Regions from separate parts of the Homo sapiens genome. Here region 1 is linked to region 2. The links are chromatin loops, found by intact Hi-C in ENCODE. Cell type or tissue: MCF 10A. All regions are shown on one strand. Links, peaks and the distances in the headings refer to the core of each region. The heading gives the core; the rest is flanking DNA.

The links. A loop is a pair of places that touch in the nucleus more often than their neighbours do. Peaks named below come from ENCODE experiments on the same cell type or tissue, not always from the same donor. Only the 100,000 strongest peaks of a DNase experiment are listed, where the experiment ranks them.
Region 1: it touches region 2 in a loop (12-fold over the local background); 2 of 110 quality-filtered maps call a loop at or near these places.

The regions. Positions count from the first base shown.
Region 1 is chr7:148,940,702-148,943,626 of GRCh38, reverse strand. It overlaps RNY5. Among named protein-coding and RNA genes, the nearest start is that of GHET1, 45 kb to the left of the region's middle. In MCF 10A, for the core only: a CTCF peak has its summit at 1,598 (motif pointing right); DNase peaks (open chromatin) are centred at 1,196, 1,606, 2,096 and 2,366.
Region 2 is chr7:148,502,374-148,505,298 of GRCh38, reverse strand. No RefSeq gene overlaps it. Among named protein-coding and RNA genes, the nearest start is that of C7orf33, 87 kb to the left of the region's middle. RefSeq lists an enhancer at 2,882-2,925. In MCF 10A, for the core only: a CTCF peak has its summit at 1,208 (motif pointing left); no DNase peak of the experiment used is centred there.

The sequences.
Region 1 (2,925 bases), core at 173-2,672, 440 kb before region 2:
TAATTTTTGTATTTTTAGTAGAGACGGGGTTTCGCTATGTTGGCCGGGCTGGTCTAGAACTCCTGACCTCATGATCCGCCCACCTTGGCCTTCCAAAGTGCTGGGATTACAGGCTTGAGCCACCGCACCCGGCCGAATTTTTGTATTTTTAGTAGATACCAGGGTTTTACCACGTTGGCCAGGCTGGTCTCAAACTTCTGACCTCAAGTGATCCGCCCACCTCAGCATCCCAAAGTGCTGGGATTACAGGTATGAGCCACCGCACTCAGTGATATATATTTTTTCATAAAAAATTATTTCACTCTAAAACCTGATCTTACTCATTGTCACTCTTGGGTTTGAGTCATAGGTTGAAATTATATATACAAAAGCTAAGTTCTGGTCCATTTCCTTCACGGTGGACCTCATTTCTAATTATTTGTCACCTGAAGTGGATATTGAAGTGCCTATCACATTTAGCACATTGAACAAGATTCTGGGCCGGGCGCGGTGGCTCACGCCTGTAATCCCAGCACTTTGGGAGGCCGAGGCGGGTGGATCATGAGGTCAGGAGATCGAGACCATCCTGGCTAACAAGGTGAAACCCCGTCTCTACTAAAAATACAAAAAATTAGCCGGGTGCGGTGGTGGGCGCCTGTAGTCCCAGCTACTCGGGAGGCTGAGGCAGGAGAATGGCGTGAACCCGGGAAGCGGAGCTTGCAGTGAGCCGAGATTGCGCCACTGCAGTCCGCAGTCCGGCCTGGGCGACAGAGCGAGACTCCGTCTCAAAAAAAAAAAAAAAAAAAAGAGATTCTGGTATTCTAACTTTGTAGACTACCAGCCATTCTAGAATTTGGGGGCTTTGTATGTCAAGGCTTTTACATTCAGGACTCAGGTATTAATAGTTTAAGAAGGCTGACAGACACAAAGTGCCCGTTTTCAGCAAGCTCTCAGCAGCTTGTGAATGCTCCTCAGGCCCTTATTAACAAATGATGCCCTTTTCTTCTGTCGAGATTTAGTAATGATAGGGCCCTTTTGCCAATTTTTTCAAGGGCATTTTTTTGGAGCAAATTTACAATAGAGGGTGCATATTTTTCAATAGTGCAGCCAAGTTTATTTGCTAATGAAGAAAGCCAGTGTGTTGGACTTTTTTGATTGAATCTGAGTGTCAACTCTAAGCAACTGCTGGCTGACAACTGCAGACGGAAAGGCTGGATGAATGCCAGCGAGGAAGCCTTGCCAGGGAGGTGAAACCGATGAACACCTCCATTCTTAGCTGGTTATAAATTGGATATTGATCCGAATCTGTGAACCTATATATTCTTAAATTTTTTTTTCTTATAGCTTTCAGATTGTAAAACCTATATATTTTATATGTGAAACAAACGAACAAACTTATGCAAAAAATGTACATTATCTGCTCACTCACACCTACACAATTATTGAATTTATAGCAACAAACTGTTTATAACTTTTTTATTTTTCATTTTTGAGACAGGGGTTTCGCCATGCTGCCCAAGCTGGTCTCAAACTCCTGAACTCAAGCGATCCCCTCCCACTCCCACCTCGCCCTCCCAAAGTACTGGGATTACAGGCGTGAGCCACCAGGAGGTGGAGGTTTCAGTGAGCCGAAACCGCGCCATTGCACTCCAGCCTGGCGACAAAGCAAGACTCTGTCTCGGGGTGGTGGGGGGGAAAGTATACATACATATATGTATGTGTGTGTATATGTGTATGTATGCGTGTATATATATATATATATTTTCACATATATAGAAAAGTAACCTTGATTATAAGGTTTATTAAAAACCGAATACAATATTTAATACATTCAAAGGTAATTAAAACAAAATTATTCCTTTCGTGTAAATTTTCTTCTCAGGCATTTTGAAGGTTAATACTTCAACGCTGCTGGGAAGTTAATCTTACTAAAAGAAGCTTATAACCAATAGGCTTCCTTGAAAGTTTTTCAAATCAACTAAAAGCTACTCTTTCGTTCAAACCGTCAACTAAAGGTTACTTTTATATGCGTTTTTATTGATTTATGTAAACGTTGTCTACTACTGTTATTAGTGCAAAACAGCAAGCTAGTCAAGCGCGGTTGTGGGGGGAGACAATGTTAAATCAACTTAACAATAACCCACAACACTCGGACCAACTGTGTTATCCTGTGAGTCTCTTGTTATTTATAGTGCCTACTTAGGGTCTTTTCTAGGTAAGGAGACTTTTCAGAGCCTATGCCATGATCGTAAAAATAAAATGTGTAAAACTTTTTGATTAAACACAATGAAAACAAAACCAAATGCTCTCTCTTAAGAGAGTTTGTAAGAATTATGTTAATCAACCAAGGTTTTTCTGCATTTCACTTTTACAAATGCATTGTGGGTAGCGCCTAGCTAAATATGAAAGTAAACCCGGCGCGTGGTTCGCAGCCACGCGGGCTCCGGGCAATTGCGCTTTAGTCTGGGTGGACAGCTTCGCCGGAGCTGAGAGCCCGCGACCTGCCGGACCAGGGCTGGGCCGCGGGTCAATGATCCAGGAAATCCCGTCACTCGCGTGCCTGTGGCTGAAGCGCGGCAGCTTGTCTTGTCCGTTTCGTGTCAGTTTCAGGGCTGAGTGGCAGCGTCTGGACTTTGCGGACGCCGAGGGCTCAGATGCTGGGCTCTGGGGAGGGAGAGGGCGCCGGCCGGCCTGTCCCTCTCCGGGGATTTGCAGGTACCACCTGTCGGCTTTGTTTCATCATCAGGAGCCCCTTTGCCCAGAAATCCCGATCGTCTACACCCAGGTCTCTACTGATCAGAGATTGAGAGTGAGTCAACAGGAGTCCAACACGTGACCCCCATAAGTCTACCCTCTTTTCCCCCAATACTTGTAGATACCACCCAGTAACACCCGTGTGTGCTAAAAATCCTATTCTGGGAGTTCTTCGGCAGTTTAAATCGCCCA
Region 2 (2,925 bases), core at 145-2,644:
TCTAAGTCTGCAGCAACTGTCTGAGGTAGTGCTATTCATTCATTCCTGGCACAGATATTTATACGTGCCTGCTGTATGCTGGCCCTGTCCTGGATGCTGGGCCACAGCAGTGAACCAGATGGAGGGTAAGCCCTCCCTCATGGCACTTGCATTTTTGTATGCTGAAATGTTCAATAAACAAACAAATGAATCAAAATTATGTCTGGTGGCATTAAGAGCTATTGAGAAAAACAAATCAGGGAAGGAAGAAAGATAAAATGTAGGAGTCATGGCTTGAAGACCGAGAGTGGTGAGAACTGTCTCTATTTCACAGACGAAGAGTCTGAGACTCTGAGAGGTGAAGTGACTTTCCCAAAGTGACACAGATGTAACAGCTATAAAGAATGATCTGACAACTGTTGAATGTGGGAGGTGCTTTAAAGTCATTATTCCCAACCATTACTGTAACTCTGCCAAGTGAATGATATATGCATATTATATATATTTTATACTTACATATATTTCAGCTTCACTGACGTATAATTGACGAATAACAATTTTATATATTCTAAAGTGTACAATGTGATGATTTGATAGATATTGTAAAATGATTACAATCAAATTAGCATATTTATCACCTCACGTAGTTACCATATATACATTTCATCAAATAGGTTATAAATATAGGCGAGGACCCTGCGGCTCAGAAAGGTGAAGTGACCTGGCCAAACCCAGGTGACTTGCCCAAACCCAGGTTTCCATGCACATGCCCCTTCTACCACCATAAACCAATGCCTGCCGGCTGCCGCCTCATGGCAAAAACCTGACCCGAGGATGAGCCGGGTGCTGTAGGTTCCCAGGTGGTCAATTTCTATGACAGAGCCTGTCAGTTGCAACTGTAGAAATATCAGAAGGCTCCCTCTCTCCTATCCAAAGAGATTGATAGTTAAGGCTCAGCTGGAAGCACAGAGATAACCTATTTCCTTTTCTCTATAAATCCTCCCAGTCTTACTAATTTTTATTGATTGTTAGGGTGTAAGGGTTGGGAGTAGATGGGGGTTATATTTTTATCCTTTTTATTCCCTAAGCAATCAGTTACTATCACAAACAATTTCTTGATTACATTTGATGCTAGTATTTGATTTTGAACCTATTTTTAAAAATGTTCTGTTGATGGTAATTTATTTGTTCAATATTTTGTCTGTGCCTCAAACTGTGAGAATGTGCCATCTAGTGGCTTAATGCTGACATTACTTTTTCCTTGTAATTCAATGTTTGGTAGCGGAATTTCAGAATGTTTCTCTTTATTTAGAAACAATATTGTCAATCGGAGTTGTACAAAGAAGTAAACCTTTGATATTAAAAAATACAGTTTTGAACAGGAATTCTACATGCACAGGAAACTAGGTTGTAGAATTAACAATTGAAGAATAAATTTCCAGGTGTTATTGAGCCTCTACTGATGAAATTGCCCATGCTTTTCTGAAAATATTTACATAATGTGTGAGATTAAATGGAACAGAGAGATTAAATGGAAGAGTGAGATTAAATGGAACAGAGAGGAAGGTTGTCTTCATGTGCTGGTGGTCACAGGTCTTCGTGTGATACAGTGGGTTCCAGAGCTAGACCACCTGGACTTGGCCTTGGGCAGGTTATTAAAATCTCCGTGCCTCAGTTTCCTCATTTGTCACGGAAGTCTTGTGAGGATAAAGTGAGACAACAGAAGCAAAGTGTTCATTTTAGCACAAAGCCTGACACACCTCAAATGCCAGTATAGGTTTCCTCTTAGGATTCTGTCCCCATATAGTGCCTACTGTTTTCTCTGTCTATTGTCTCTGATGCTAATTCTATGTTCTATAGTGACGTCAACTATGAGGCCTCGGCTCTTGAAGGGCCCCGTGGAGGTGCTGGGCCTGGGTGCTGTCCGCTGGCTCACGTAGGCAGGTCTATTGCTCCACTGAAGGTGCTCCTGGCATCTAGAATATTGGGAGTCAGAATACTGGGAGTACGTCGTAGCATCTGATATAGCCAGAGCCTGTGATGGGTTACAGCCTCCAAGGTAGATATGTTGAACTCTGACCAACATTTCTGTGTCACATTCTGTCATATTGGGCCTAAGTGGTGCTACTTTATGTTTCTACTGTCTTGCTAATGAGCTACCAGAACCTGGAAAAGGCAAGGAGGATCTTCCCCAAGAAGCTTTGAAAGGAGCATGGCTCTGCCAACACCTTGATTTCAGACCTCTGGCCTCCTGAACTCTGAGAGAACAAATTTCTGTTGTTTTAAGCCACCCAGTTTGTGCTAATTTGTTACGACAGTGCTAGGAAATTGATACAGGAGGTTACTAGGGTTAAACAAATTACTTTGTAGAGGGTCCTTAAAACTGTTCTTTGCACAAATTAGAAACAGGCATATGTCAGCTGTTACTTCTTTGGGGGCAATGTAGCATAGCGGGTAACTGCATGGGCAGTTGTCACTGACAGACCAGGCTCTGCTGGAGCCTGCGGAGACCTGGCTCTGTAACTTACCAGTTGTGTGACTTTGGGGGAAGTTCTGCAACTTCTGAAGGTCACGGTTTCCTTAAGAATAAAACAGGGTAATAATAGTTGCTGTCTCCTAGGTTAATTGTAAAGATAGAGATAAAAAATGCAAGCACTTCACACACACTTGGCATTAGAATGTGAGCCCCTGATGTGGTTGGGTCAAGCACGTGCAACTGGCCTGTCCCCTTTCAGGATGGCTCACTCCCTGAGGCCACCTGGGTTCCTTATGTAATAAGGCCCTCTAGCTCCCATCCTATGGGTCCTCAAAACAAGCATGAATCCTGGGTGAGCACAGTTCAGACCAAAACCAGGAACCTCATGGTATTGTTATAGGAGTTATTAAGAAATTATTTTAGGCGGTTAGAGAGGAAAAGGGGTCCTTGGAAAATTTCTGTCTTTTTTT